Regions from separate parts of the Homo sapiens genome. Here region 2 is linked to region 1. A link is an interaction called in ENCODE POLR2A ChIA-PET data of the cell type or tissue named here. Cell type or tissue: CD4-positive, alpha-beta T cell. All regions are shown on one strand. Links, peaks and the distances in the headings refer to the core of each region. The heading gives the core; the rest is flanking DNA.

Region 1 (10,762 bases), core at 2,660-7,659:
AGAAATGGCAGTTGCTTTGTGTGTGACCCAGTCAATGTGTGATGCTCCCTGAGAGCAGTGGGAGTAGAGGGTTCTCTTGAGAGACCCTCTGGAAGAAGAAAAGCACCAAATGAAGATTTGAGACTTGATTCATTGTGTTTATAACACAGGACAAACCTGTACCCCAAGCCATAGGTCTGATGTTTTGTGGTCACACACCAGGGCAGGCCTGAAACAAAAGTGTTTTTTTTTTTCCCCTGAGACCTAAGGAAGCTGTTAGGAAGGTCTTCAGAGGCTTCTACAGATGCCCCAGTGCTTGAGATACCTCTATGTAGAGGATTTTGATATTTGTTTCCTTTTTTGGTGCCATGGATTCCTTTGGAAGTCAGAAGAATGTTTTTGGATGCATCAAATGAAATATATAGGATTACAAAGAAAACCAATTTTATTGAAATCTGGTGATATTACAGTAGGTCTAATAGCTGCTGTGATTTTGAAGTAGAGATGTTTGTAAATGATGTGGTGAGGAACCAACAACAATGTGATGTGACATGGAAATCTTTGGGCTTTTGATGGGTGACAAATTCATAGGCGCTGCTAAAAGTACTGTGGCTTGTGCCCTGCATCATGATGGAAAGAAACTTAAGTTCGGGGTTTGTGAAAAAAAGATAATCTTTTCCTCATCCAGGTTCACAATGCCCTAGGTGAAGGACCCTTTCTCTTTGGGTAGGAATATAAACTGGTTGCAAAGCAGCCACAGCAAACTCAGTTGCCCAGGCCTCCCAGTAGGTGGCAGAGGGATCTATAAGGCAATTACTATGTGAAAATTGAGCCCAGATTCATCACTTCACCTCTTTATGCATCACTTTCTTCTGTGTCACTGAGTGAGATGTGCTGGCTCCATCCTTACCTGAAGGTTAAATGCAGTGATCTATGTCAAATAAAATATGTCACATGCCTTAGAAGCAAAGTCAATATTTAGTAGGTGTAATTTCATCCAGACAGATGTAGGGAAAACTAAATGGGAGAGATTAGTTTTCATTATTCATGATTCTTTCTTTATCCAGTTTTTGTTCTCTTTGATACCCTTCCTAATAAATATTGCCTCATGATGATAATTTGTAGAATCATCATTTTTTAAAAGATCTGGATTAATCCTATCTCTTCCTTTAACAAAATTTGGTTTGTTATCACATTACTACCAATAATTTAAAATTTTCTTTGTTAGTTAAAAGATACTGAAAAAAAAAGCCGAAGAAAAGAAAAAAACCACCTGTAACTTTTCAACCATTTTTGGGAGCTGCATAAAGAAATGAAAGTGATCCTGTTCTCTGTACCTCTACCCTACAAGAGAAACACAATTAATGGTGTGATTTTTAAAGAATTGTCAACTTTTTGCAGCTTGGGTGTGTGTGTGTGTCTGTGTTTGTGTGCATATGTGTGTGTATTTTATTGATCTTTGTAATCATTGTGGTAATGCTAATGATTTCTCTCCAGGGTGCTTTTCTATACCTTTCTTTGGTAAGATTAGTCTTTTTGGGAGTGGCAGTTCTATTTCATGTGGTCCTTGAGTTGATCACAGAACACTGCTGTCCCCTGACACTGAGATGAAAAATTAAGACCCAGGTCTGGCTGACCATAGGAATTCATTGGTCAGGAACAGGTATTTGAAGGATATTATCTAGATTGGTACGTTCAGCAGTCTTCCAACATCTACTTCCTTTGCTATGGAGCTTGGAATGCTAATTTTCTCAATTTACCTTTACAGAGGTGTGGCCTTCTGACACTATTTTGCCAATAAAAAGTGAACAGAGGTCTGCTGAGGGTTTTGGAGGAAGTCTTTGCTTTCCTGATATAGATGTTGCTACTTTTTTCTTACCACCCTGTCCCCAGGGATGTGTTAGTTGGAGCAGGAGTGTATTAATCTGTTCTCACACTGCTATAAAGAAATACCTGAGACCGGGTTTTTCTTTTCTATCACGTTGTCAGGCTGCAAATTTTTTCAAACTTTTATGCTTGACTTCCTTTTTAAACATAAGTTCCAATTTCAGATAATTTTTCTCAAGTTCAAAGGTCCACAGATCTTCAGGGCAGAGGCAAAATTCTGTCAGTCTCTGCTAAAGCATAGCAAGAGTGACTTTTTCTCCAGTTCCCAAGAAGTTCCTCATATACATCTGAGACCACTTCAGCCTGGACTTCATTGTCCACATCATTATAAGCATTTTGGTCAAAACCATTCAACAAGTCCCTAGGAAGTTCCAAACTTTCCCACATCTTTCTGTCTTCTTCTGAGCCCTCCAAACTTTTTTAACCTCTGCCTTAGTTCAAAATACAATCACGCCTTCCCAACAGTTTGCCAAAGTCTTAACTCATTTCAGCATTAACTAAAAAGTAACAAAATGACCAACTATTTCTAAGAACTAGCAAGACATTTATATTAGACATAAGCCTTTAAGCCTTTCTCAATAAACCTTTAACCCTTTCTCAAGTTCATTGAGAAGACTCTCCTTCTCTTGAAGGAGTCACCTTCATTTCAGTGCTGCCACCTTTGGTGGTTCCTTTGCTTTTTGGAATCTGAGTTGAAGCTCTGGCTCTGTTTAGCACTCACAATGCAAATGCTGGGCCCCACCTGCATGGAATTGCTTCTTTACTCTCATATTTGGCTACAATACTGCTCAAGGCATGGGATCTAGCCTCCTGAGAAGGTTCTGAGGGGTGAGATGGTCAGTTCCAAATGGAACTTGATTAACAGACACTGGAGACAATAGAGAACTGGGTAAATAAGCCTTCCTCTTTTTTTCCTTTACTGTACTGCTCCAGGATGGTTTCTTCTTGTAGCCAATTACAGAGAAGTCCCTGTACCAAGTGAACTCCTGTTGAGTGAGCTGTTGTGTCTCTGCAGATTGTTGTGAACTGGCTGGTGGCTGGTTCCACCTTCCTAGGTGACGCAGCAATGCATTGCTTCACATCTTTCCTTTCGTCCCTTCCCTTTCCTCTCACTGAAGCCTTTTTGGGCTTGCAACTTCCTAATAAAAATTTAGCACTTTAATTCTTACCTCAAATTCTGCTTCCTGAAGGATTCATGCTAAGACATCACTCAATGTATATTTTGTGATGATTATCCTAACTAGCAGACCTTAAGACTATGGATGATTGTAAGGTTCAGTGAACTCTGATATTTCCAGAAATGCTTGTTTTAAAAGCAGTTCAAAGGTCCCATTTCTCCATGGTATTAAGCTGTAGTTATTGAAGTTCACTAAAAAAAATTCTTATTGAGAAAAATAAGATGACCTCATCATATGATTATCTTTTCCTGATCATACATGTAATACATATTCATTGCAGAAATATCAAAAGATAAAATAAACTAGAGGAAAGATAGTAATTATAACACAGAGACCACAATTGGTTGATTTCTTTTTAGCCATTATCTCTCTTTATATATGCATATGCAAGTATGTATGTATATGGATGTGTATATATATCTGTATATAGATATTTACATACATCTTTTTATAAAAATAGGACCAAGAAATCCATTCTGTTTTGAAGCCAGCATTTTACATTCAACATGTTATGGATATATTTCCATCCCATTAGTTCTACATTATTCTTTTGCCTCACTGTATAATATTCCATAATTTTTATAGGATGACCTAATATTATCTTAAGTAGGCTGTTGTGAGAATCAAATATACAGTAATATATTTAAGTGTTATTAGTAAACTATAAAACATGATACTAGTATAAATTATAATCTTATTTGCTGAACTAGAAAGTTGAAGATATTTTGTTTGTGGCTATGTTTTTCTGTCTAATTTATCACTTTAGTCTTTGTTTTTTCTGAGTCATCCATTCAGAAGAGGTTAAAATAATAGTAATTGAAATTAGTGAAACTTTTCCTGCTGTAGTGTATGAGATTTGAATTCTGCTGCTCTGAAGATAATGCATGAAAGGTGTTGTGTGAGTTTAAGTTATTTTGCCTCTTTGGAGGGCTGGTGAAGCTGACTAATAAATGAACTCATTTTGTCTAACCTCTTTATGCATGCTTATGTTTTTACATTCCTAACAAGAAATGCATGACCACTGCATACTCTTAAGGAGCAAATGTGCAGTGTAATTTCAGACCTGTCAACCCTTTCTGACACCGCTGAATGACTTTTGCTGTGCAAAGAATAATGTCACCTGGAGGGGCTATAATAATGAGGAATTTTAAAATCAATAATAGATAGAACTTGTCAGTGCCAAGGTTTAAATTGTTAGGTAAATTAGGCACAAGTGCCTAGTGGTCATTGTTGTTTCTTCATGATTATCAGGATTTCACTTACTGGAAGACCAGAAAGCCAAGCGGGTGATTTGAGTGTCTCCTAAAGGAGATATATATGTATATATGCATGTATGTGTGTGTGCGTATGTGTATATATATATATATATATATATATGTATGTGTGTGTGTATATACATGTATGTGCGTGTGTATATGTGTGTGTGTGTGCGTGTGTGTGTGTATATATATATATAGATAGATATATATATTTTTTTAACCTAAGAGTGAATTCCTGGGTTTGGATAGGAATTGGCAGAGCATTGGGTCTTGTGTATTGAAATAATCTTTAGTTAAACAAGTTGTTAAACATCATCATTTTACATTACAGGCTACATAATATAAGACACTGCTTGTCTGGCAGCTTAAGACAAGTTTTCATTTTACTCAAGTATTTGACTATGGTGTTCTTGACAGTCAAGGCATTTTTCAATTTTGAAGATTCTTTGAGGATTTTACTTGAGTCAGAAAACCTCAGTAAAAGGAACAAAGAGTTTTCTTTAAGAGTAAACAATTCTGAATTTGGCCCAGGAAAATGTGGATTGTTTCTTAGCACAGCATTCTTTTTTTTCAGGCAGGGTTAATAATGATTAATGTTTTATTTATAATATTAGCTTGAGAAACTGCAAGGCTGTTACTTCAGAAACCTGCCTGAGGAATCAGAGAGGATCATTCCCTTTTCTGGGAAAGACACTGTTCACTGTTATATCTGAAGGAGGCTGAGAAACACCTCTAGCGTGCTTCGAGCTTCCCTCACTTTCCAAGCTGCTGAGGGAATTACCTCATTGCTGCTCACCCTCTCCTCCCTCAGCCTTCATTGGAGAGATGGATGTTAAGCTGCAATTAAATACCTAGAAATTTATTGGTGTTATAATAAAAACATATGTAGTATTCCTCTAATCAACTTGCAATGTGGTAATGAAGCAGGGGAAGCATGAAATTGACAAAATTGTTTAAGCGTTTTTAACAGTACTGTTTAGAGTTTTGGATTCTATTACTGTCAAAACACAAATTCACCTCCTGTGGTGCCAATCAGAATGTTTGTTTTTCTTATTTATCAGTTAAGCACTTTTGTGTTTACCTTATTAAGGGGTGTTTTTTTTTGTGGGGCAGGGAGGGAAGCAGGGTGGTAGCTATTTATGAATATTGGTTATTAAGATGTGCAACTTTGGATCTGCTTCCTCTTAGAAAATAGATTCTAACTAAGATTTGTGGTTACTCTTCAGTGACATTTGATGTGGTTTTCTTTAGCAAAGCTATCTTTTGTTCAATCCCGGTAGCCTTTGCAAATGATTTCTTTATACTCCTTTTCTTCTATGAGTCTTAGAGAATGGCTTGTTCCTCCTCTGAGCTGTCACTCAGCCATGAGTTAGCATGTGTCAGTAAGGAGGCAGTCCTGCCTAGGAGGCAGTCAGTAAGGAGAGGTCGAGAAAGAACTTGAAGTTGGGGATGGTCTGTGCAGACACAATACCAAGTCTGTCATCATTGCCCCCTCAGATTCAGCCAATGAACCCCCCCTATTATTTCCAGAGACTTCACCATCCTTCTCTGTTACCACATTGGCTTTTACATATTTGTTTCCTGGCTACTCTTTGATTGCTCCAAGTGTGGACAGGTAACAATCACACCAAGGACCCACTCCTTTTCAGAAGATGCAAAGGAAAGACATATTTCTCTTTCCTCTTCAATGGTGTGGACATTCTGCCTACATTTGTTGGTGACATTTTGTTATTGATTGTGGAGATCTGATGTGGGCCCAGGAACATGTTGAAGGGAAAAGAGGATTTCCCATTCTTCAGAGCTGCTTTTCAGCCACATAACTGTGCTTTATTAAAAGCATCATGTCTGGTGCATAGTGGTTGCTTAGAAATATTTGTTAAATTGTTAAAAGTAATATTTAACTTTTGCCGAGTGCTTACAATATGCTGGACACTCTTTTAAGTGCTTTATATGCTCTAGCTCATTTAATTTAACAGATGAATGAATGTTAGGAAAGATAACAGAAGAAATTGCCTTTCAGCTGGTCAGATGCTAAACTGGTCAATATTTTATTAAAATTCCTGGACATGTTCAGTTCAAATTCACTTTTGAGGCTGGTAGAAAATATTTACTATATGTACCCAGCACTGAAAAATTTTCGCTTTCAATTTCTGCGATCAAGGTAGGTGTTTAAATCTCAGGGATCTGAAGAAATAGAAATAAATTTCTGTCTCTCTTTTTTCAGATTTGATTGAGTGGATGTTTGGAAGTTGTTACTGTAAATTAAAATTATTAAATCTTAGTAGTATTTTCTCACACGTTTGAAAATGGATATTACAATTTTATACCGCAATGCTTATATAATAATAAACTCTTAGCAGATTGTTTGTGATCATACAGTTTTTCCTAAGAGTTCTTTTGCAGGGAGAACATGACTGTTCAGAATATTATAAGAATAATTCATGCACATTAATAAGCAACATGCAGTACCTTATACATCTTTGTTGTAGTCAGTGCCTTTTGCTTAGGATCTCAATAAATGTTTGCTGAATTCAATAAAGATAATTTGGAAAACACACAAAAAATCTACATTCTCATCAATATACACTTACACTATTAGAGTTTAGAGGAGTTTCATTCCAGATATTTTTTTTATGAAAGGATAGCAAGCACATCTTTTATTTATTACAATCTTTGTAACTATTATTTCAACTATATTTTCAAAATGGAAATATCTTTATATCCTTTTTCTTGTTATAACAGGAAAGATATAACAAATTCAAACATTTAGAAATGCATTAAGTACCAAATGAAAATTTTTTATAATTTTACTTCCCATAGATAACATGTTTAACTGTTTCATTCATCATTTGAAATACCTACTTATTATTCCATTCAGTTAGTATAACCATAATTTACTTAGCTTTTTCATTATTATTGGGTATTTAAGATTTTTCTTCAAATTTTTGTTGTTATAAATACTCTAATGAATATCGTTGCACATAAGGCATTTCCTATATTTATTTCTCTGAGACAAATTTCTCAAAATGGAATTACTGAGTAAAAGGTTATGAATGAATGATAGGCCTTTGATAAATATTTTAAATTACTTTCAAAATGTTTATGCCAATTTATATTTTCAACAGGGGTATATAAAAAGATCAGGTTCACAACATTGTTGCCAGTATGGACTATTATTCAACAAAACACTTGCTAATTTCATGAAAAAACATGGCACTTTTTTACTGTAGTTTTATTTGCATTTCTTTAATTTCTGTTAGGACATTTCCCAATGTTGGTTTGTCAGTTGCAGTTTCTTTTGTGGATTGTTTATTTGTTATAAGGCTGTCAGGTTCATCGTATTGTATATGTGAACCTGTAAGTTGTAAAAAGATTAATCATTTACTGCAAAAGCTAATTTTTTCTCAGTTCATGCCTTTTAATTTTTTTTTTGATTTGGAGAGATTTCCAATTTTTATGCAGTAAGGCTATTGATCTTGTTTCTTCATTGCTTTTGAGCTTAGGAATTCCTTCTTCTTCTAGAGGTTTTATAGTTTTTCTTTTTCTTTTTTCTGTTTGTCACACTTAATTGATGCTGGGGGTCAGGAGGAGACCTGGAGGAGTGTGTGGGGGCAAAGGGCTGCAGGTAGGGACAGGGCAAGTGCTGAGGCCTGGCTATTGGGCAGGGAAGACAGTTTCCACTGAATGCACAAGGAATGAGCAGCAGCTGGTACTCCAGGGGCAGGTGCTACTTCACAAGCACGTGCAGTAAGACATAGTCTGTGACCAGGCTCTGCCTGCAGCAGAGGAAGAGAAGGGACAGACAGAATCAGCACTCCCTCACCCAGCACCTTCCCCTTCCACCCACTTAGAGTTTTTCTATGCTACAAGCTGTAACTACTCAACTTTTTGATCCATCTGGAGATTATTATAGTTATGGCAAAAGAGGGAATTCTCTATTAGTTTGTTTTTCACATTTTTATTTTGTTTTATTTTTTGAGACAGGGTCTTATTCTGTCACCCAGGCTGGAGTGCAGCGGCACAATCATGGCTCACTGCAGCCTTGACCTCCAGGGCTCAATAGATCCCCCGCCCCAGCCTACCAAGTAGCTGGGACTACAGGCGCACACCACCATGCCCATCTAAATTTTTCTATTTTTTATAGAGACAGGGTTTCATTATGTTGCCCAGGGTGGTCTTAAACTTCTGGGTTCAAGTGATCTTCCCACCTTGGCCTCCCAAAGTGTTGGGATTACAGGTATGAGGCACTGTGCCCAGCTCTTTTTCACATTTTCATCTCATTTTCCCAACATCATTTATTAAGTAAATTTTTCCCTCTCTCTTGATTTATAATGACTACAATATCATACTTTTAATTTTTAGGGTCTAAGTTTTAGGGCCACAGGGTCTAATTCTCATTATTTATTTGAATTTAGGCATATGAGCCGTTTATTATTTGTATATATATTATTTTAACTACCTTAATTTTGTAGTTGGTTCAGCACATTTTTTGAGAGCTTACATGTATACAGTTCAGTAACTTACAAATTTTTGTTTGTAAATATTCTTACCTGTTTATTCTATTCAAATGAATTTCAGAACACTTAAAGTCTCCTTAATCCTGTTGGGATTTTAAATACAAATATACATTTTGGAAGCCTTTATATATTTATCATAATTTTCCTATTCTTACTCAAATATTATTCTATAAATATTTTTGTTTTTTCATGATGTTTGTATTTCTCATGGAAATTTTCCCTTTAAAATTTTTGTTCTTTCTATAGTAAATAAAATCTGTTTTAAGATTATATTATCTAATTAGACTACTATATTGGAATGTTATTTATTAAAAAATATTTATGTTCGGCGGGGCGCGGTGGCTCACACCTGTAATCCCAGCACTTTGGGAGGCCGAGGCGGGCGGATCACGAGGTCAGGAGATCGAGACCATCCTGGCTAACACAGTGAAACCCCGTCTCTACTAAAAATACAAAAAATTAGCCGGGCGTAGTGGCGGGCGCCTGTAGTCCCAACTACTTGGGAGGCTGAAGCAGGAGAATGGCGTGAACCCGGGAGGCAGAGCTTGCAGTGAGCCGAGATCGCTCCACTGCACTCCAGCCTGGGCGACAGAACGAGACTCCGTCTCAAAAATAAATAAATAAATAAATAAATAAATAAATAAATAAAAATTAAAAAATTATGTTCTATGTAGCCATTTTTTAAAACTTTTTTTTTAGTTTTACTAGTTATTGGAATTCTCTATTTGGATATTCAAGGTAGCCACTCATCTGCAAATAATGATAATTTTGTCTTTTCCTTTACTGCATTCATGACTTTTGTTTCATATATATAATACTAAATATTGGTAATAGAAAGCTTCCTTATTTTGTGCCTAATTTTAATATTATGCCTATAGAATTTATTAAGCATGAAGCTGGCTGGTTGGTTGATATAGAAATTACTTTTCGTTTATTGGGTGTTTATTATGTGCCAAGCACTGGGCTATGTATACATGAGGTTAGTGGTGGTGTTTTTATTTGACCTAGGTCTGTTTCACTTCAAAGTCTTTTCTCCTTTTTGTCCTATTTTAAAGCTAGTAATGAAATCAGGCATGGAGGTTAATTTTATTAAATGCCTTTTTGGCAGCTGGGGAGTTTTATTTATTGATGTTATAAATGTATATTTCATCTTTAGTATAAATTGATATTCTTCCTTATTCAAAGAAAGTATTTCAGTAACTTCTATGTATTCATATATTAGGATAAAAAAATGAATGACAAGTTGGGGCAAATGATTAAATGGTGAATTATGGATCTTCTTGTTTGGCTTTTTCCGTCACAGCATATTGTGTTCATAAGTTTCTCATTACTGGGCCATTCTTGTTTTCTCTGCTTAATTTTATTTGGTTACCATAGATGATATTTTGTTGAATTATATTTGCTAACATTTTATTTGTAATTTCACTCTTATACTCTTAAATGAAATTTTTCTAAGTCTCCTTCCACTCTTTTCTTTCCTTCCTCTTCCCTTTTCTTCCCTGTCCCTTAGCCTTTCCAAAAAAATGTTTTTGTACTATCTTTGTGAAGTTTTGGTATTAAGGCTATATTTGCTTTTCTAGAATTCATGAGGTTGTTTTCCATTTCTTACTTATGTTCTTTCTGGTGCTGGATCCATTTGCTTCATATGATACTATCTGTCCCTCAAATTTTGAAAGAATTCACCTGTAAAACATGATGAGCTGGGAACATAACCATTCTAGTAAACAAGATAAGTGGGAGAGGAAAGTTGGTATATAGTTTTTATTCTTTGAAAATGCCTGCCCTTCTTTGCAAGTTAATTCTCCTTCTAAATGAGAATAATAACAAGGACCTTTGTACCTTTGAGATTAAGCAGTATCTTAAACTGGAATTTTCCTGGTGCAATAATTACATTTGCTGCTCCATCAGTTCAGACTTGATGGTCTATTGACATTAGTGGTCC
Region 2 (10,762 bases), core at 1,800-6,799, 61 kb after region 1:
TGTTTATTGGCTGGATAAATGTCTTCTTTTGAGAAGTGTCTGTTCATATCCTTTGCCCAATTTTTGATGGGGTTGTTAGCTTTTTTCTTGTAAATTTGTTTAAGTTCCTTGTAGATTCTGGATGTTAGTCCTTTGTCAGATGGATAGATTGTGAAATTTTTCTCCCATCCTGTATGTTGCCTGTATACTCTGATGATAGTTTCTTTTGCTGTGCAGAAGCTCTTTAGTTTAATCAGATCCCATTTGTCAATTTTGGCTTTTGTTGCCATTGCTTTTGATGTTTTAGTCATGAAGTCTTTGCCCATGCCTATGTCCTGAATGGTATTGCCTAGGTTTTCTTCTAGGATTTTTTATGGTTGTAGGTCTTACGTTTAAGTCTTTAATCCATCTTGAGTTAATTTTTGTATAAAATGAAAGGATGGGGTCTAGTTTCAGTTTTCTGCATATGGCTAGCCAGTTTTCCCAGCACCATTTATTAAATAGGGAAGCCTTTCTTGATTGCTTGTGTCAGGTTTGTCAAAGATCAGATGGTTGTAGATGTGTGGTGGTATTTCTAAAGCCTCTGTTCTGTTCCATTGATCTATATATCTGTTTTGGTACCAGTATCATGCTGTATTGGTTACTGTAGCCTTGCAGTATAGTTTGAAGTCTGGTAGTGTGATGGTTCCAGCTTTGTTCTTTTTGCTTAGGATTATCTTGGCTATACAGGCTTCTTTTTGATTCCATATGAAATTTAAAGTAGTTTTTCTAATTCTGTGAAAAAAGTCAGTGGTAGCTTGATGGGGATAGCATTGAATCTATAAATTACTTTGGGCAGTATGGCCATTTTCATGATATTGATTCCTTCTATTCATGAGCATGGAATGTTTTTCCATTTGTTTGTGTCCTCTCTTATTTCTTTGAGCAGTGCTTTGTAGTTCTCCTTGAAGAGGTCTTTCACATCCCTTGTAAGTTGTATTCCTAGGTATTTTACTCTCTTAGTAGCAATTGTGAATGGGAGTTCACTCATGATTTGGCTCTCTGATAGTCTGTTATTGGTGTATAAGAATGCTTGTGATTTTTGCACATTGATTTTGTGTCCTGAGACTTTGCTGAAGTTGCTTATCAGCTTAAGGAGTTTTTGGGCTGAGACGATGGGGTTTTCTAAATATGCAGTCATGTCACCTGCAAAGAGAGACCATTTGACTTCCTTTCTTTCTATTTGAATACCCTTTATTTCTTTCTCTTGTCTGATTGCCCTTGCCAGAACTTCCAATACAATGTTGAATAGGAGTGGTGAGAGAGGGCATCCTTGTCTTGTGCCAGTTTTCAAAGGGAATGCTTCCAGCTTTTGCCCATTCAGTATGATATTGGCTATGGGTTTGTCATAAATAGCTCTAATTATTTTGAGATATGTTCCATTGATACCTAGTTTATTGAATGTTTTTATCATGAAGGGGTGTTGAATTTTATCAAGGGCCTTTTCTGCATCTATTGAAATAATCATGTGTTTTTTGTCACTGGTTCTGTTTATGTGATGGATTACATTTATTGATATGCATGTGTTGAACCAGCCTGGCATCCCAGGGATGAAGCTGACTTGATCGTAGTAGTTAAGCTTTTTGATGTACTGCTGGATTTGATTTGCCAGTATTTTATTGAGGATTTTCACAATGATGTTCATCAGGGATATTGGCCTGAAATTTTCTTTCTTTGTTTTGCCTCTGCCAGGTTTTGGTATCAGGATGATGCTGGCTTCATAAAGTGAGTTGGGGAGGAGTCCCTCTTTTTCTATTGTTTGGAATAGTTTCAGAAGAAATGATACCAGCTCCTCTTTATACCTCTAGTAGAATTTGGCTGTGAATCCGTCTGGTCCTGGGCTTTTTTTGTTGGTAGGCTATTTATTACTGCCTCAATTTTAGAACTTGTTATTGGTCTATTCAGGGATTTGACTTCTTCCTGGTTTAGTCTTTGGATGGTGTATGTGTACAGGAATTTATCCATTTCTTCTAGATTGTCTAGTTTATTTGCATAGAGGTGTTTATAGTATTCTCTGATGGTAGTTTGTATTTCTGTGGGATCAGTGGTGATATCCCCTTTATCATTTCTTATTGTGTCTATTGGATTCTTCTCTCTTTTCTTCTTTATTAGTCTGGCTAGCGGTCTATTTTGTTAATCTTTTAAAAAAATCAGCTCCTGGATTCATTGATTTATTGAAGGGTCTTTCTTATCTCTATCTCCTTCAGTTCTGTTCTGACCTTAGTTATTTCTTGTCTTCTGCTAGCTTTTGAATTTGTTTGCTCTTGCTTCTCTAATTCTTTTTATTGTGATGTTAGGGTGTCGATTTTAGATCATTCCCACTTTCTCCTATGGGCATTTAGTGCTATAAATTTCCCTGTACGCACTGCTTTAGCTGTGTCCCAGAGATTCTGGTAAGTTGTATGTTTGTTCTCATAGGTTTCAAAGAACATCTTTATTTCTGCCTTCATTTCTTTATTTACCCAGTAGACACTTAAGAGCAGTTTGTTCAGTTTCCATGTAGTTGTGCAATTTTGAGTGAGTTTCTTAGTCCTGAGTTCTAATTTGATTGCACAGGGGTCTGAGAGACTGTTTGTTATGATTTCTGTTCTTTTTGCATTTGCTGAGGAGTGTTTTACTTCCAATTATGTGGTCAACTTTAGAATAAGTGCAATGTAGTGCTGAGAAGAACGTACACTCTGTTGATTTGTGGTGGAGAGTTCTGTAGATGTCTATTAGGTCTGCTTGGTCTGGAGCTGATTTCAAGTCCTGAATAACCTTGTTGATTTTCTGTCTCATTAATCTGTCTAATATTGACAGAGGGATGTTAAAGTCTCCCACTACTATTGTGCGGGAGTCTAAGTCTCTTTGTAGGTCTCTAAGAACTTGCTTTATGAATCTGGGTGCTCCTATATTGGGTGCATATATATTTAGGATAGTTACCTCTTCTTGCTGCATTGATCCCTCTACCATTATGTAATGGCCTTCTTTGTCTCTTTTGATCTTTGTTGGTTTAAGGTCTCTTTTATCAGAGACTAGGATTGCAACCCCTGCTTTTTTTTTTTTTGCTTTCCATTTGCTTGGTAAGTATTCCTCCATCCCTTTATTTTGAGCCTATGTGTGTAAAGACACACACATGAGTTGGGTCTCTTGAATACAGCACACCAATGGGTCTTGACTCTTTATCCAGTTTGCCAGTATGTGTCTATTAATGGGGGCATTTAGCCCATTTACATTTACAGTTCATATTGTTATATGTGAATTTGATCCTGTTATCAGGATGGTAGCAGGTTATTTTGCCCATTAATTGATGCAGTTTCTTCATAGCATTGATGTTCTTTACAATTTGGCATGTTTTTGCAGTGGCTGGTACTGGTTTTTCCTTTCCATATTTAATGCTTCCTTCAGGAGCTCTTGTAAGGCAGGTCTGGTGGTAACAAAATCCCTCAGCACTTGCTTGTCTGTAAAGGATTTTATTTCTTCTTCACTTATGAAGCTTAGTTTGGCTGGATATGAAATTCTGGGTTGAAAATTCTTTTTTTTTTTTAAGAATGTTTAATATTGATTCCCACTCTCTTCTGGATTATAGAGTTTCTGCAGAGAGATTCTCTGTTAGTCTGATGGGCTTCCCTTTGTAGGTAACCTGACCTTTCTCTCTGGCTGCCCTTAACATTTTTTCCTTAGTTTTGACTTTGGTGAATCTGATGATTATGTGTCTTGGGGTTGCTCTTCTTGAGGAGAATCTTAGTGGTGTTCTCTGTATATCCTGAATTTGAATGTTGTCCTGTCTTTCTAGGTTGGGGAAGTTCTCCCAGATAATATCCTGAAGTGTGTTTTCCAACTTGGTTCCATTCTCCTCGTCACTTTCAGGTATACCAGTCAATTGTAGGTTTGATCTTTTCACATAGTCCCATATTTATTGGAGGCTTTGATTGTTCCTTTTCATTCTTTTTTCTCTAATCTTGTCTTCATGCTTTATTTCATTAAGTTGATATTCATCTCTGATATTCTTTCTGCCACTTGATCAGTTCAGCTTTTGATACTTGTGTGTGCTTCACGAAGTTCTTGTGCTGTGTTTTTCAGCTCCATCAGGTTATTTATGTTCTTCTCTAAAGTGGTTATTCTAGATAGCAATTTGTCTAACCTTTTTTCAAGGCTCTTAGCTTCCTTGCATTGGGTTAGAACATGCTTCCTTAGCTTGGAGGTGTTCGTTATTACCCACCTTCTGAAGTCTAATTCTTTCATTTCATCAAACTCATTCCCCATCCAGTTTTGTTCCCTTGCTGGCGAGGAGTTGTGATCCTGTTGGAGGAGAAGAGGCATTCTGGTTTTTGGAATTTTCAGCATTTTTGTGCTGGTTTTTCCTCATCTTTATGGATTTATCTACCTTTGATCTTTGATGCTGATTACCTTTTGATGTGGTTTTTGCGTGGGTGTCCTTTTTGTTGATGCAGGAGGCCATTATTCTTAGCAAACTTAGCAAACACAGGAACAGAAAACCAAATACCACATGTTCTCACTTATAAGTAAAAGCTAAATGATGAGAACACATTTCTTTATCTCTAGTTGTTTACTTTTGTCTTCAGTCACATTGTCTTGTCTTCTAATGTTTCTTGGTAATTTTGACTGAGTGCTAAAGATTATGAAAAACTAGAGATAATTTGTGGCTCTAGATGTTATCTCCCTCTCAAGGAAAATTTATATTTGCATTTATGTAGGCTAGATACACTAGCAATCCCAGATCTTCTTAATCAAATCATCATTTGAAATGATAAGAAGTTGAGTTTCAACCTCTGCTGATTTGTTTTTAGTTTATTCTTACACTCATAGTGGGTAGGTCCTCAGGATCTCAACCCAATGCCAGAAGATTTGTCAGCTGCTACCCACTTCCCAGTGGACCCTGAATTCCAGTTTTTGTCATCATAGCCCTGTTAGTCTGTTGAGACCTCTGATGAGCTTCTGAGCCTCTCAGCTGTTTCTCCTGGAACACTGGCAGAGTTCTTCGGTAGACAAGCGGCTCAGATGTCCCGGCTCACTTCTTGGGTTTCCTTATTCTGTATGATGGCTATGCAATTCTTCAATGCTTTACTATCTCTCTGATACCCTCAAACAGATTTTTAAAAATATTTATTCAGTTTTTCAAGTAGTTTTCAACAACATGTTTGGTCTAATCACTGTATGCATTAATGAACACTCTTTCCTATGCCTTTAATTCTCAAAGGACTATATTCTTGGTACTCAAGAATTTCTGGAGTAAACATAATGACTGCTTTAAATTATGATGAGAATATTTATTTAAATATGCTTGAGATTGAATAAAAATATATGCCAATTTATAAAATAATTACTTTTTACAATTGAACTATCTCCTTATGTCACAAGTTCTCTTATTTTAAACTTGCCCCAATTATAGGCAAAATCACCCTGAATTTCTTTCCTTAGTCTTTTTTTTTTTTAAATGGGGCATTTATTTTTGGCACAGTGTGAGTAAATCAAGTCCTTTCCTTAGTCTTTTAGCACATCTGAGATAGGATTTTAAATAAAACAGGGCTTCTGAACCAACTACGTAAGTCAGCTGGGATCAGGAAACTATACTTCATAAGTTTACATCTTTTTAGGTTTCTTATGTCTTTTAATCCAACTTAGAAATTAACTTTTATGGTCTGGGGACAAATGAAGTGGATTTTGGTTTTGTTCACATTTGAGCCAGAATATTAAAGAGGAAATAATATTCTCCTGAATGTCAGAGTGTTGACAACAAGGTGGAATTGGAATAATAGACTCTTTCAGAAAGAGATAGATGAAAGTCAATAAGAAATAAACAAGTTTCCTACAAAACTACTCACCACTCAGAAAATTTTCTCCAAGAGCTTATTTATGCTCCATCATTGTAAATGTTTTGTCACCTTCATGCAGTTTCTCTCATTTAGTAGACAGAGCTCACTGTGGATTATACCATTACTTATCATCATGTATGCCATATTAATATATCATCCCCCTTATTCGTTGCATTGTCCTAGTTAAGCATTGCACCGCAATGTACCACCAAACCAAGGAAAATTGAACTGATTTAGTCATTCTTCCTCCTCCCTTGAACCTAGAACACTTGGGGTTTGACATTTTTTTGGACTGGGAAAATAGTGTAAAATTTATGTAGGAAGCAACAATTCTGCAGAGATATGAGCGAGCCAAAATAAATTTCTTTTCATGTTACATAACTAGACTGAAAATGACTGAGTAAAATGGAGGGAAGTAAAGTGAAATGTTCAAAGTGGGTTTCAATGGAAGAATTTTAATGTCACAGCTTATCACATATGGGTATGTCACCCATAATATTTGGACAGCTATGGTTAGAAAGAAAAACAAGATGATTTCATATTCTATGGGGCAGAAAATGTGCTCACAGTATTTTTTTATTTAGTGAGGTTTGTCGCCTATTTTCTAGAAAATGGTTCTGTATTTAGTGATGTGTATATATGCATAAAATCCTACACATTACTTCTGATTATGTTTGTTACTTACAACTTTTCATATGGGGGTTATTATCATTTTATAGTTTATATATGCACATTATATTAAATATTTCTTTAGTGTCGATGGGAAAATAAATCACTGGGATGAGAAAACACTGGCATTGTTAAGGTATTCATCTGGAATTATTCAACCTTTCACAAACAAATGAGAAAGATTATAGGATCAGACCAAATCCTGGATTTCTTTCCCTCTCTGCCCATCTGTATTCATTATAGTTGAAAGATAGACAAATGAAACTATTGGTAGCTCAGTCTTTAAAGCTTTATTACAATTTAAAAGCTTTGAAAAAGAGAGAAAATGGAAAAATTATCAAAGGCTGGAAATGATCATCATATTAAATAGTTGAATATTCCTGTTTAAAGACAATGAAGAATGAAGATAGGTGGTGTAAAGATATGACTTCCTTATTGGTATTACTCTATACTCTCAATTTCAAAGAGATTGAGCACAGAGCTGTTAAAGGCCTGTGCAGAATGTAGAACTGACAATTAGGCACATAAATGAAATGGGTCAGTGGTTTTCAGTTCTATATAAATTGCACAAGGCAAGCCCACTGCCTTGGCTAAAACCCACATCAGAACCCAAGACTTCTCTGGACTGTTGATCTGACTATTGTTATCCTTCCTGGACCCCAAGAGAGTGGACAGAGAAAAGGACACAGCCAGGTAGCACAAAGCTACCCCAGGAAATGCAAAGGCTATCATTAGTCTTCTCCCCTTTCCCCAGAGCACCCTCCTTTTAATACAAGAATCCAATTTTGTCACAACAGTCCATGGGCACTAGGGGAAGCTGAGCACATCCCTGTTTCCTGGGAATCCCTGAATGGCATCAACATAATTCTGTCTACTGCCACAGTGATTGATTCTGGAATAGACATGTGTCACAATAACAGATGCCTGCTGGGGATCTTGGATAGAGTGGTTTCTTTAAGAGAGGGCCTCCAGGAGAGATGCTTACTCTTCCTCTGGACATGTTTATGATGTTAGGCCTGAAACTACTATGGCCAACTTGAAGAAGACATATGGAAAAAGAAGAAAGAGAAATGAGCCAGAACCCTGACCAGACCATATCTGACCAATGCTGTTAGAGCTGTGAGCTAATAAATTTATTTAATTGTTCATGCCAACTTAAGGGTGATTTACCTCAGCAAAGATTATCTCTCTTGACAGAGAAAGGAGGTCCACTTTAAACCCAAGTGATTCCTTAGCCAGAGGACCACCCACAGGGTCTGTTTCAAGATCCCTTGGACTATTTGATCTAATAAGAGAGCTATAGAGATGCTCTCCTCTGGTCCAGATATATTTTAAAATTTCACCATTTGTAGTCATGCTCTTCAAAGTTCTCTGGTTTATAAGCCTAGAGCACGCCTCCATAGGCCATGCCTGCTAGAATGGATCCTCTGTATGCAATCTGATCTAAATCCTCATGCCTGGGTCCAGAATACCTGCCATGGTCACCTACAGGTTGTGGAATACAAATCAAGTGGTTCTTCTCTCTGGTAGTGCCTCATTTCAACACAATGTCTAAGAAGAAAACCTGTTGGTAGAAGATGCATTCTCACTGATAGACTCCTTCCTGCCTTCTCTAATTTCCCATGCCACTTTTGTTTTTACAAAAATATTAGTCCAGGCACATCATCAGTTTCAGGAAGACCTGTTGAGTCCTTCTCATCTGAAAGTGGAAGCTATTATGATAGAGGCAATTTGCCAGTGGAAAGGCTTGTTAGGTGTGATAATAAAGGTGGCACTTAAATGATCTCTAAGTAGGCCCAGTAAGAATAGCTGGGTTGCACTCCAAGGGTAAAATATCTATAGTGGGGCTATGATATGCTACAAATAAACTTTTACAGTGAGAGATCTGTGATATTTGTGTTGTAGCATATTATAAGCTTGCAATCAGATAGGTATGTGTTTTGTACTTTAATAATATTATCAAGTCAAGATCAGTGGTTTTCATGCTTGGTTGGGAGTTGAGGGTAGAGTAGAACAGAGCATGTGGAAGTCATAATACTTTAGATATGGCACCTTAAAGCATGGATGTATTTAATACCATTCTAAATACTAGACAGATTTCGCAGGTAGAATATCTGACTCTATTATGTATTTAATTCCAGTGGCACTGGGCTTCTTTGTTCTAACAATAGGGCCTTTCTCTGTTCATTGTTCTAGCCACAGAAGTACCAGTCTAACATCTAAAAACAATTGCAAAGCAATTAAAGTTTTTACTATAATCTCTTCGATAATGCCAAATGGAGATGACATTTATAACACACTGCAAAACTTCTAAAAGCCTTCTACCTGTCTATCTTGCTAAAGTCTCATGTATCAGGGTGTGGTAGATGACTCTAATTACTCTTACTCTCCCCAAATTCTTTGGAACTTCAAAAGCAGAACTTACTGGCCTTTCTTTTCTTTTCTTTCTTTTTCTTTCTTTCTTTCTTTTTTTTGAGATGGAGTCTTGCTCTGTCACCAGGCTGAAGTGCAGTGACGCGATCTCAGCTCACTGCTACCTCTGCCTCCTGGGTTCAAGTGATTCTCTTGCCTCAGCCTCCTGAGTAGCTGGGACTACAGGTGCGTGCCACCACGTCCAGCTAATTTTTTTGTATTTTTAGTAGAGACGGGGTTTCACCATGTTGGGCAAGATGATCTCGATCTCTTGACCTGATAATCTGCCTGCCTCAGCCTCCCAAAGTGCTAGGATTATAGGCGTGAGCCACCGCGCCTGGCCTGGCCTTTATTTTCTTGTCCCTACTCTCTTACCTTCTGGATCTATTTTCCTAGAGTAAATTTTGGCCCTTTCCTATACAAATCAGTCAAGCCAATATAGGATTTTCTGATTTCTCACTGTCACCCATTTTTAAGATCTGCATAGTGAGACCCAGGAATTGTGCATATGAGGACATAATTCTCCTTAGCATCACTTAAAAATTGTATTTATTCATTTTTATTTTTTAGCATCACTTTTGATGTGTCCAACATTTGCCTCTCCAACATCTCTTCCCGCCACAGCCCCATTTACATGGCATACTTCTGCCATCAAAGGGTTTTTAAGCAGAGGAGTGACATGATCATACTTGCATTTTAGAAAGGTTGCTCTGACTGCTATTTGAAGAATAAATTGGGATTTTATTGGAGTAGGGAGAAGGAGAAGAGTAGGGAAATCAATTAAGAAACCATAGGGTTGTGCAGAAAAGAGATGTTGATAGTTTGGACCAGGGTGGTACTAGTGTGGCAGCAAAGGAGGTAGATATGAATTGAAAGGTTTGAGATATATTTTGGTAATTTCTGGCTAGGGAGGAAATAGAGCTGGTATCCAGAGTAGGGAATGCAGACAGAAGATCTAGTTTATAGGGTAAAATATTGAGATTGGTTTGGGGCATGTCGAGCATGAGTTCTGTGGGATATCTAGTTGAACTGTTCATTCAGCATTTGACTTAGGTAAGTTTAGGGGTGAGGGCTAGAGATATGGTTTTGGGAGTCATGAAAGCCAGCTTACAGATAGCTTTTGAGCCCATGAATTGTGATGGACCTATCTTGAGAAAGCATACGTACTACTGAGGCTATTTGAGGGCTGACAGCAGAACCCCTGGGAGCACTACCGTCTAACAGGTGAACAAAGGAAACTTGAGGGAAAACCAGGAAAAAACAGGACAGACTCAGAACTCCTGGTTTAGATCAAGGGAAATAGAGTCCTTGGTCTGATCAATAAATAAATTAGACCAATGCAGGTACAGTGCTTACTTCTAAGTGCCAGCCTTTTACAAGGGCAGTGATGACAACTGTGTGTCAGAAGGAAGGCTACTGGATGGTGGGGAATCTGGAACCCATGTCAAAACAGAGTGTTGAATACTTTCATACCAAGATTATATTTATCCTATTTGCTATGCAGGAGAGGGATTTAATTTTGTTTTTTTAGTTTCAGAAGGAATAATAAGGGATTAAGGAAGCACATTTCAATCAATATAAATAATAGTTTTTACCAGCTGTTAAAAAATGGAATAGGTTGACTTGTTTGGAATGAGCACCCTTTAATAGAGGAAGTATTTGGGCAGGACCTGGGTGACCCCCAATGAGGCATGGTGGAGCAGGGATTCCAGTCCTGATTAAGAGATTTAACTATTGAGGTAACTTCTCATTTTAGAAGTCAGTGATTCTGTTAAATTGTTGTCTTTCTATATATACATATTTAATGCATATATTGCAGGCTGCCACACACACAGTGTCCGTGTTTG

The links. Peaks named below come from ENCODE experiments on the same cell type or tissue, not always from the same donor. Only the 100,000 strongest peaks of a DNase experiment are listed, where the experiment ranks them.
Region 2: POLR2A ChIA-PET joins it to region 1 with 6 read pairs; 2 of 35 experiments call an interaction of 5 or more read pairs at or near these places.

Annotation. Positions count from the first base shown.
Region 1 is chr4:82,208,522-82,219,283 of GRCh38, reverse strand. No RefSeq gene overlaps it. Among named protein-coding and RNA genes, the nearest start is that of HNRNPD, 160 kb to the left of the region's middle. In CD4-positive, alpha-beta T cell, for the core only: no CTCF peak of the experiment used is centred there; a DNase peak (open chromatin) is centred at 5,593.
Region 2 is chr4:82,146,587-82,157,348 of GRCh38, reverse strand. No RefSeq gene overlaps it. Among named protein-coding and RNA genes, the nearest start is that of HNRNPD, 220 kb to the left of the region's middle. In CD4-positive, alpha-beta T cell, for the core only: no CTCF peak of the experiment used is centred there; a DNase peak (open chromatin) is centred at 4,428.